2 separate regions of the Homo sapiens genome follow, and region 2 is linked to region 1. The links are chromatin contacts, found by Hi-C or POLR2A ChIA-PET in ENCODE. All regions are on one chromosome and are shown on one strand. Each heading gives the region's core, a stretch centred on a gene start or an enhancer-like site at or near the end of the contact. The rest is flanking DNA. Distances are from core to core; before and after follow the strand shown.

Region 1 (5,333 bases), core at 321-2,820:
TTCCCCTGGTTTTAAGGCTGAAAAAACAGAGGCTTAGAGAGGTGTAGTGACTTGCTCAGAGTCCTCGCTGTAGCATGGGGTAAAGCCAGGATATGACTTCACATAGTTTAACTCCAGAACTTACACTGTCATCTTGTTTTGTTTTTCTGCTTCTCTTGTGTGTCAAAAGAATTCCTCCTTAGTTGTTCTCATATGGGGCAACCATTAAATTAGGCAGTGTAAAAAACAAGTTATGCAGAATAAAGTAGCAAGAGCAATCTACTCTGAAATTAGTGTTTTCCCTCACTTTAGCACCTTTAGCTGACCCAGCTTCCTACCGCCCAGACATTTTACAAAAATCTCTCTCTGGAGTTGCCTCCTGATCTGGATTAGGAGTCACATAAGAAAATCAGTCTCATGAGTCCATCATTTTTCCTCATTTCTGACCAGAAGTATTCTGCCCCATTTGCTTCACCTTATTTCTAAATCACTCTAGCTCATTTAAACAAACAAACAAACAAACAAACAAACAATGAAACTTACTGCAAGGGCACAGAATAACTATCATTAAAGATGTCTGTGTAATTATGCCATAAGTTGCAAGGCAAACTCATGAAGCATTCCGTATGTTCTTTGAGCAGTGGCACTGTGGCTCGAACCAATGTCCAGCTTCCACACTATCTGCTTGGAAGAGGATTACCCTTATTTGGAAGTCTCAGTTTTGAGGATTTGGGGAAAGCAGGCACGCAAGCAGACACACCTTATTCTCTACAGCATCATTTATACCTCAACTAAGTCAGCTGAACAAATGCCTGCTGAAAAGTTCTGGGAGTGGCATAGCTAAGAACCAGAAAGGCGATCTTTCTTTTGGATTAAGTCAACAGAGTCATACCCACAAGGAGAACTATCAAATATCAGATGCGAGAGGTGAAGTGGGGTTATAAGGTGAGAGCTGAGAAGGGAGAAACAGGGTGAGTAAACCTCCATGACTCAGACGAATACTGAACTTTGCATTTCAGGAAGAATGAGGGTTTGGGTTGCTTCTTTTTCTTTTTAAAAACCTCTTCTTTTCAGTATTCCTTGGGGGGCGGGGTTCTCAGAGGATTAAGGGTTTGGAAAATTAAACAGATAAGATACTAAGAGTTAAATAACACATAAGAGGAAGAAGGATTAGAAAGAGGAAGAAGAAAAGTAGAAAGTGTGGTAGGTACCTTCCTACCTCAAGGTAGAAGTAGTGTGTTTCTAAGTACAGAGATAGATTTTGTCTGATTGGGGAGAAATCCTGCAAAAGGATTAGGAAGTGAGTGAGCTGAGAGATGAATTCCAGGGATTGGAGGTCATACAGAGAGCAGGGGAAGCACAAAACTAGGGCATGGAGTTTTGGGTGGAACTGAGGAGGCGTAAAAAAAAAGTGCTGAAGTTGTGAGCTGGGAAAGGTATCAAGTACATAATTTGGCAATTTTGTTATTTCTAAAAGATAAGCTAACAAATTACTTGGCTGTCATAAAAGTTCACTTTTTATGGATGTTAAAATACATGGAGATGTTCATTTACAAACATGGTGAGCTTGAGCCAGAGAGCCACCATGATACATTTCAGGTAGTATACGTTTAGTGTGACTGTGGCGCACTACCACCACCTAGTGGCAGCAGATTACCATGCAGCTATTGCAAATAGAAAATTAGAATAAAACAAACAGGCCTTTGGTGCTGAAAGACTTTGAGAGATTATCAGGTACAGCAGTTGACATATAGGTGATGCATCAGAAACACCCACAGAGCTTTTAAAAGATACACCTTAGATATATCAAACCAGAACTATATATCAAACCAGAAACTTTTGGCGATGTCGTCCAGGCATACATAGTAGTTTGAACAATGAGAAATTCCCATTTTTATAAGTCAAAAAAGAAAAAAATTGTCATTTTTTTTTTTTTGAGACGGAGTCTTGGTCCGTCACCAGGCTGGAGTGCAGTGGCATTACCTCGGGTCACTGCAACCTCTGCCTCCTGGGTTCAAGTGATTCTCCTGCCTCAGCCTCCCGAGTAGCTGGGACTACAGGCGTGCACCACCACACCGAGCTAATTTTTGTATTTTTAGTAGAGACAGGGTTTCACCATGTTGGCTAGCATGGTCTAGATCTCTTGACCCCGTGATTCGCCTGCCTCGGCCTCCCAAAGTGCTCGGATTTACAGGCGTGAGCCACCGTACCTGGCCACAATTGTCATTTTTATAGTAAATATTTTTTAAAAGCTCCCCGAAGACTTTGACTTCCTTTTGTTAAGAACCAGAGATTGATTCGAGTTTTCTGATTTGCCAAAAACAAAAATGAAGTTTAGAATGTTAAATGACTTGTCCAAGGTCCCATGGCTGGGACTCAATCTCTTGTCCTGATTTTAAGTCCAGTGCCCTCTTACTTATATGTATCTTCTTCATTGTGGGACAAACAAAACAATGTCACACATTCTCGATTTCCTGACACAGAGTCCCTACATATCCACCTTTTGTTTCAATTCCTACTGTCTCAAAGACATCTCTCCAGTGTTCCTCCCTTATTTCACCTAGCTTTTCAAAACGCCTTGTGCTTTTATTTCTGATACGTGTCTTACCTTCTCTGGAAATTCTATTCCCTAATACTTTTTCTTTAAAAAAAATGACTGTATACTATGAATTTTTCACTGATCCCATTAGATGGGCGCTTGGCAAACTGGGACAGAGGCCATGGTGTTTAGGAGAAGGCTCATACCAGGTTGCAAGAGCTGAGTGCTAAAATGTCAGGAATTTTGTTATTAAGGCTAGTTATTAAATCTGTTATTACACATTAACTGATGCATTCCTGACATAAAAAATTAACTACTTTTTAATGATTATTTTACTGTTATCAATGTTCTTCAGGTTGTCTACATCAATTATCCTTATATCTGAAGGTGGAAATACTATACCATGCTGTGCATCCCTTCCCTACTCTGTATTCTGTGAAAGAGCGGGTCGGGTGGCTTGAAAATGGCCATTGGTGGGATTATTTACACCACAGAAATTGGCAAATGTTACAGATCAGGGTTTGATTTATTATTTTGCTTTATTGTCTAGATTTAAAAAGTGATGGCCCAATGCAGTGGCTCATGCCTGTAATCCCAATACTTTGAGAGGCTGAGGCAGGAAGGTGATGGCCCAATGCAGTGGCTCATGCCTGTAATCCCAATACTTTGAGAGGCTGAGGCAGGAGGATCACTTGAGGCCAGGTGTTCGAGACCAGCCTGGGCAACATAGACCCTGTCTCTACAGGAAATAAAACAATTAGCCAGGTGTAGTGGCATGTGCTTGTAGTCCCAGCTACTTGGGAAGGTGAGGTGGGAAGATTGTTGGAGCCAGGAGTTTGAGGGTGCAGTGAGCTATGATTGTACCACTGCATTCCAGCCTGGACAACAGAGTGAGACCCTGTGTCTTAAAAAAAAAAAAAAAAAAAGACCAGGTGTGGTGGCTCACACCTGTAATCCCAGCGCTTTGGGAGGCCGAGGTGGGCAGATCACGAGGTCAGGAGTTCGAGACCAGCCTGACCAACATGGTGAAACCCTGTCTCTACTAAAAACACAAAAATTAGCCAAGCTTGGTGACAGGTGCCTGTAATCCTAGCTACCCAGGAGGCGGAGGTTGCAGTGAGCCGAGATCACACCACTGCACTCCAGCCTGGGCAACAGGGCGAGACTCTGCCTCAAAAAAAAAACACAAAAAAAAAAACTGATGAAAATTATAATAATGCAGATTAAACTTAACAGTACATCATATCCAGTGCTCCCATTGTGAATAACATAAAAAGTGGAAGAAATGTTCTTCTGGTATTTGAAAACTATTAACTGAGTCAGCAAGGAAGTGGTTCATGTCATTGTTGGCGAATGAATGAAGTTCCAAAATGTCTTCGTTGTTTCACTCCCTTCTTAGTCATTAATGTAAACAAAATATCAACCAACATTCATGTTGGAACTAGTCTTTCCTCAGTTGTAACCATGCAGATAGATGTAGGAGTTCAGCAAAAATCATGAGAGCATTCAGTGAGAATCATTTGTCTATATGAAATTTAAAATAAAGAATATTGTATATTTTATTATTGTTTGAAAATTATGTGAAATTATATCAATGAGATAGATACCAAAGTTATCTACATACAGATAGACACTTTTTGCTTTCCAGAGAGCCAGTTGTTCACAGCTTACCAGCATGTGGCTGGCCTGAGCCTCATCCTTGCTGTGTCACCAGCTCTCCATCACGTTGTTTCAATGCTTCCCCCTGACTTTGGATAGGCATTCACCCAAAGTTGTGGTTTGGCCTTCTAGAGCCCCCATTGACTTTCTGGAACAGAATATATATATTTAGAGATACGGTCTCTGTCACTCAGGCTGGAGTGCAATGGAGTGACCACGGCTCACTGCAGCCTCAACTTCCTGGACTCAAGTGATCCTCCCACTTCAGCCTTCTCAGCAGCTGGGACCACAGGTGTATGCCATCATGCCTGGCTAATTTTTAAATTTTTTGTAGAGGAGACAGGGTCTCGCTTTGTTGCCCAGACTGGTCTTGAACTCTTGGCTTTAAGTGATCCTTCTGCCTAGGCCTCCCACAATGCCGGGATTACAGGCATGAGCCACTGCACCCGACCTAGAAGAGAATGACCCACAGCCTGTTTCCCAGCTGTCCTCTCCAGTGTTTTCTTGCTCAGTGACAGGCATCATCTTTCCCTCAGTTACTCAAGGCAGAAAGATGGGCTTCACTTAATCTCTGCCTCCTCCCCACCCATATTCAAGCATCACCAAGTTAGGCTGCTTCTTGGCACCTTCCTATTTCTCAGATCCATCTACTTGTCTCCATCTTTACTGCAGTTTTCTTAAGTTTCCATGTCTTTCACTTCTTGAGTTGGTTATTATACAACCTTCCAATTGGGACCCCTGCTTCCATTCTCATTCCCTCCAATCCATTTCACACAGTTACTAAAGATATCTTTCTAAAACATCAAACTGATCAAGTCACTTCTCTGCTGATGAGCCCTTAATGGCTCCCTGCTGATGACCAGGCAATGACCACATGTCCGGGCAGCTCTTCTCAAAGTCATAGAATGACCAAGCGTAAACTTCTATCTCCACAGTTCCCCAAAGAAACTCTCTCCTTCCCTTCAGGATTCACTGAGAAGACATTCGGTTGCTCTGGGAACCTCTCTGACCTGGGCCCTCTCAAAGCTGGTTGAGGGGCCCCTCCCATGTGTACCTTTAAGAGTCCTGTATTTATCCCCCTCCTAGCCCTTACCTTGTTGTATTATTAATGTCTACCTTTTCCAGGGCCTGACTGCCTTGTTTCTTTGTTTCCAGT
Region 2 (5,777 bases), core at 3,184-5,683, 47 kb after region 1:
ATGTTTTCCAGCAGACATGGCATTCAGTGTTGTATGAAACATCCCCATACAATTCCACAGACCTGCATGCGGCTTTCACTTTGCCCTCTATTGTACAGCCTTTCATGGGCTGCTTGACTTGAGCACACTTCTCACTACATACTTCATTTTATTAGGATATGAATTTTATATCCAGATAATGAATCCAAAGTCTGAGAAAGATGCATGCTTACAATTGGTATACAGCACGGCTGTGGAGACATGTTGAGAAGCTCTGGGATGAGACACCTAAATTCAAATCCCAGCTCACACTTCTGTGTGAACTTATGCAAAAATTTTAACCTTTTTGATTCTCAGTTCCCCTCATCTGTAGAATGGTTATCCCCATTATGGGTTATCCCCAGAGTTGTTGAAAGTTAAAAGTGATCATGCTTGTTCAGTGTTTAGCCCAGTGTTTGGCATAGAGAAAAAAATGCAATAAATGGCATCTTATAATGCAATTGTTACTGATTTTATCTTAACATAATGCTCTTTACATTTGGCCCACCAAATAAGATCATCTTTTGGAACCATTTTTTACTGCCAGTGAGAACCATTTGGTCAGAATGATCCACACTCTCATCTAGTTGCTTTTAACTTCACTTATGAGAGAGCTGACTAGGGATAGGGGTAAACTGAGGGTGACAAAAGACTATTTTCCTGTGTTCTAAGTCTGCTGGGCTATATTAAATCTGATCTTTTGGTCTCATCAGGACAATCCTTTAACCAGGAAAGGTGGGGGCCTGGGAAGACTACAGCTTGCTAGAGCAAGTCATCCTTGACATGTTGAACTTTCAACAAGTTTATCACTCAGATATATTTGGGGGATAGGGAATCTGAGAAAACCCTAGATTAAAAGTATTTTATCAGCGCAAAACAGTGATTATTCTAAGACAATTATATGACAGCATAAAAGTATTGATATTTAAATATCTCAATACCCCAATGGCACCCGAACGAAAACCCTGCAACCAGTACAATAATAGCATTATTATACATTTTTGCTTCACTTTGTGGGACTTTAAATTTAATGCCAGAACCAACAGCTTACAAACTGCTGTGGACAAGCAGTGACCCCCTTGTGAGCTCGGTAAATGTTATCTATTGTATTCTACCAATATCTCAGCAAAAAGACAGAGTGTTCCTGAAACAGTCTCTAAAGTCGTCCATCAGAGCTTTGAAGAAGAACACTGTCTTCTTTTCATGTGGGCTGATTTTAAGGGACAATAGAGGTTTAACAGAGGACAACACAATTGGATTGAGATAAAACTGCTATATTCCCAAGAATTCTCCCATAAAGGTAAATTCCACAGATAAGACATTTACTTTTTTCTTTTTACATTTTTTGGTTTTAATTTTTAAAGTTGCTTTTTCTTGCAACTAGAAGCTCAAGTACCATTGCTATTCAGTGTTGGTTTCAGATAGTGCTAGAGGTGGCAAAAATAATTCTGCAAATGCGACTCACAGTGTGCACATTATATGTAATCTGTTTTCATGTATTCATTAGCAGAGACATTTGGAATACCTTGTTGCTGAATAATGAAATAAATTGCATTTGTCCAATATCGTCCCATCTATATCACATTTATTCCAGACTTGAGCCTACACCAATGTTATTCAACAGCCAACTCTGTCTCATTCATAATGGATTTTTCTCCAAATGGATCTGTTTCATGTTAAAATTAGTGATAAAGTTAGTTTTTAATGGAATAGGCAGCAGGCAACAGCAGCTTCCGAAAGTATAACCTAATGGGGATAACTTAATTATTAGCCATATCACCCTCAGAGAACCAGGATTATATTAAAACTCAATTTGGTACAAACATATATAGATACCACCCCTGTTTTTTCTTTAAATTAGCTAATTATGATGTGGCCTGAATTGATAAAGTCAACACATCCTCTCAAAGAACCACTTAAACACTTAAGGAAAATGAATAGTCCTTGGATGCAAGGCCAGGTATTTGACGGATTTATGAATGTCACTCACCTCCTGGCTTGAACAGAAGTGAATTCTGATACAAGTTTCTTGCCCACCTACACTCTTGATGCTGGTAAACTGTTAATTAAGCATTTCGGTAATATAATGCAAAGTTAATAACAGAGACCTATAATTAACATACACTCATATGTGCACTCTAAAAATAGGGTATCAAGGAAAGTCTTCCTATTAGGTGATGTGATCAAGATTAATTGGTTAATGTCTATATAGCCCACCTATACATAAATAAGCTTATGATTATTATAATTATGGAGAGCAGAGTTCAAAATCCACTTCAAGTTCAAAGAATAGTATTTTATACATCTAAGTATAGACGCAAATATTTAACTCTGTAAAAATACTTATTTTAATGCTATTCCAAATGTTTAATAAGTATTACTCATCACTCAAGTTTTCCTTTTTCTTAGTAAAAAATCATAGATGTTTCAAAAAATAATTCCCTTTTGCCGTTAATAACATTTTAATGTTATTTTAATTTTTTTTGAAAACTTGGTCATAGGCAGGGAAGAGGGAAAGTTTGGTGTTAATGCAGAAACTGCCTTGTTAATTAATCACAGTGCATACTGGTGGATGGATAAGCAGAAGGTGATTTAAATTTACTGAAAGCTAGGTTTATATGAAAAATAGAGCAATAAAGTTGGCTTCCCAATAAAGTTGGGTTCCTAGCCTCCAAGTCTTACACATTACTTGAGGTTGGGGAGATGACTAGATGAATACATGGTAGCAACTTATAAAGATCATAATAACAGAATATACCAAACCAGATTTCTTTTAGGGAATTCGGGAAGATTATTTGTCATTTGATTTGGGCCACAGAGAATGAATATCGCACTTCCCTAGGCAGTGAAAGTTGCGATGGGAGTGAAGAAAAGCCAAGGAGAGGTCCCAGCATGAACATGCGTGATGTGTTCAAAGAGAGGCTCACTGTGTCTCAAGGGCAGGGTAGAGTGGAGCAAATGGCTCAATATAAGGATGGAAAGTGGGTAGCCAGGTTGGCGGGACCTAATCCTAAAGGGCCTTGAATACTCTGTTAAGGAGTTTGGACTTATTTTCTAGGTGACTTAAGCCTTCAGAACAGAAAGGAGTCTGTTTAGATTACGTGTGAGAGCTCATCTGTCCAATGTTCAACCACACAATCTCAATAATGATAAAGATACTAACAAAGATGAACTAGCCAAAACCATTAATCTGCTTCCATAACGAGCTAGCCTATGAGTTTTTAAAATATGTTTCTAGCCATTAATAACCAGGGAATTTCACATTAAAGTTCAGATTTATAGATTCTCTTAAAAAAAAAAAAAAGACCTGGTGATGACAGACCAGTTATTCCAAACGGCGACAGAGCCAAGGGAGGTGCTCCCTTTCCAAAGCATATGTGCCGTCCAGCGGTCCAAGTGCCTCCTCTACCTGCCACACTCACACCACCTGCCTAGGGGCACTAAATGTTTGGGTTTGCACCTTTTCTTTTAGAGAGATGCCCTCTTTTATTATCATTATTATTATTATTATTATTATTTTTTTTTTTCTGAGACTGAGTCTTGGTCTGTTACCCAGGCTGGCGTGCAGTGGTGTGATCTCAGCTCATGCAACCTCCATCTCCCAGGTTCAAGTGATTCTCCTGCCTCAGCCTCCCGAATAGCTGGGACTACAGGCATGCACCACCACACCCAACTAATTTTTGTATTTTTAGTGGAGACAGGGTTTTACCATGTTGGCCAGGCTGGTCTGGAACTCTTGGCCTTAAGTGATCCGCCTGCCTTGGCCTCTCAAAGTGCAGGGATTACAGGTGTGAGCCACCAGGCCCAGCCGATACCCTCTTTTATTAGCAAGAATAATTCTACCATTGCATGAGTTCATACATACTGATTATCTCCGGCTTCTTTTGGTAATGCATTACTTTCCCTTTTTTTCTTTCTCATGCCAATAAAGTTTTCCATTTATTCCTTTACTTAAAATTGAAGTTATACGGTGTTAAATAAAATGTGTTTGGGTTGAAAATGAAAATGAAGATGTCATATGTAAGGGGCCTATGATGAACAGAAGGTAGAAAGCATGCTCTGTGGCAGGGTTTCTCAGCCTTGGCACTACTGACATTTTGTGTGAGATAATTCTTTGTTGTGGCTAGATGCTAATAGCACTCTCGAATTGTATTAATCAAAAAATCTCTCTAGACACTGATAAATGTTCCCTGGGGGTCAAAAGTGCCCCCAGTTGAGAACCACTGTTTTATGGAGAGAATGGTTTCCAGGAAAATAAGCTCTGGATAGGACAGTGGTGCTCTGCTGGAAAATGGATAGGACAATGCTTATGTCTCCTGCTGTTACCTCTGCCCCTGTGCACCTTTCTGTTCTGCCAGAGACAAGGGTTGCCCCACCCACAGAAAGGTGGAACAGCCAGGCATCCTGAGGGTAGTGATGCCAAAAGAAGCCCAAAGTCCTCTCCTACCTGGGAGAAACTTCAGCACCTCCATGAGGCAGCATGGCAGTGAAGGCTTTCTCTGCTCTCTACTGCTGATGTAGTTAAGGGAAACAAGAAAGAAATTTGCATGATCTATTCTCAAGACCCAAACCTCCCTGTTTGCATACCCCGGCTCAGTGTGGTGTCAGAATGATTCTAAGGAAGGAAGAAGCCCCTTTTCTCTGACAAGGCACTGGGGAAGTCTAGTCGAGATCTCACTGGGGAAAGCAGGACTTGCTGCTGCTATGGGAGGCAGGAAGCAGGCCAGGCACAGATCCTGGAACACATCAGACCAAAGTCCAGGACCTCCTCTCCTTTGGCTCGAAGGGCCTTGACCCAGAGCTCACTCACCTGAGAGCTTCTTTCACTTTTCTTGTAATATACATTTATCTTGAATCTAAGCACTGTTGTTGTATTATCAAACTGTCAGGATGGTTTTATATGTTTTCCTAGTACAAGTAAAAAAGATTAGTTGCTTTGCAAGGACGGAACAGGGAGTTGTTGATGACAAAGTGAAGTAGGTAAAAGTTGACTGAATAGTTTTGATATTTTTCATATGGATTTCAGTTTAGATGGTTTTGCGCTAAAAAAAAAAAAAAAAAAACTCAATATTATGGCATTTCCTGGAGTTTAAAATACGCTGACAATACAATTTACAAAAGGCCTTTTTGTGGTTAGTGTCTTTTCACACCTCTATCTTCTGGCATTTAGAATCTAATCATTTCTTTGTGGTAAGAGGTATTATATATAGAAAATTGGTTGAATTAAATTAATCAACGAAAGTGCCTTGTTCATTTTGCACTCCTTCTCAAAAGAAACCACTGAGGTGGGAGGACTGCTTGAACCTAAGAGTTCGAGACTAGCCTAGGCCACATGGAGAGACTCCATCTCTTTAAAAAATTAAAAAAAAAAAAAAAAAAAAAGCCATGTGTGGTGTCACATGCCTGTAGCCCCAGCTACTGGCGAGGCTGAGGCAGAAGGATCACTTGAGCCTAGGAGTTCCAGGTTACAGTGAGCTATGATGGCAACACTGCACTCCAGCCTGTGAGACCCTGTCTCTTTAAAAAGAAAAAGAAAAGAAAAAACCCAAAGGATTCATTTTTACAAAATTCAAGTCTTCTGAATGATGCTTAGTAAATATGTAGTAGATGCTCAATACAGGCTAGCTAATGACAACAGTGATTTTGGTCCTCACCATAAAGGGGCGGAAGGGTGGTGGTTAAAAGGGGGAAACAGGGCAACAGCAAAGAAAAATGACAATTAGTCTCCTCATTCAGTAAATAATGAGTAAATGAAATAG

Evidence for each region. Hi-C counts contacts between places; a loop is a spot of excess contacts on that map. ChIA-PET counts read pairs that join two places held with the same protein, here RNA polymerase II (POLR2A). Pooled maps may share reads with other maps.
Region 2: a map of left cardiac atrium shows a loop between it and region 1 (5-fold over the local background). The contact joins two enhancer-like sites. A Hi-C loop is called at or near these places in 7 of 168 maps with a recorded cell type or tissue (CD4-positive, alpha-beta T cell, GM12878, PC-3 and 4 more), 7 of 37 single-sample maps with no recorded cell type and 13 of 50 pooled maps. POLR2A ChIA-PET finds 5 or more read pairs at or near these places in 21 of 52 experiments (CD4-positive, alpha-beta T cell, CD4-positive, alpha-beta memory T cell, CD8-positive, alpha-beta T cell and 12 more).

What each region holds. Positions count from the first base shown.
Region 1 is chr15:60,519,346-60,524,678 of GRCh38, forward strand. The region is part of intron 3 of RORA (RAR related orphan receptor A); the gene reads right to left. The region is part of intron 3 of RORA-AS1 (RORA antisense RNA 1); the gene reads left to right. Among named protein-coding and RNA genes, the nearest start is that of RORA-AS1, 43 kb to the left of the region's middle. Within about 2 kb of position 1,571, at least 5 of the 41 ENCODE cell types and tissues checked have a DNase peak (open chromatin) inside an H3K27ac peak, as active enhancers do.
Region 2 is chr15:60,563,883-60,569,659 of GRCh38, forward strand. The region is part of intron 2 of RORA (RAR related orphan receptor A); the gene reads right to left. All of the region lies in intron 3 of RORA-AS1 (RORA antisense RNA 1), which reads left to right. Among named protein-coding and RNA genes, the nearest start is that of RORA-AS1, 88 kb to the left of the region's middle. RefSeq lists a silencer at 4,388-4,682. Within about 2 kb of position 4,434, at least 5 of the 41 ENCODE cell types and tissues checked have a DNase peak (open chromatin) inside an H3K27ac peak, as active enhancers do.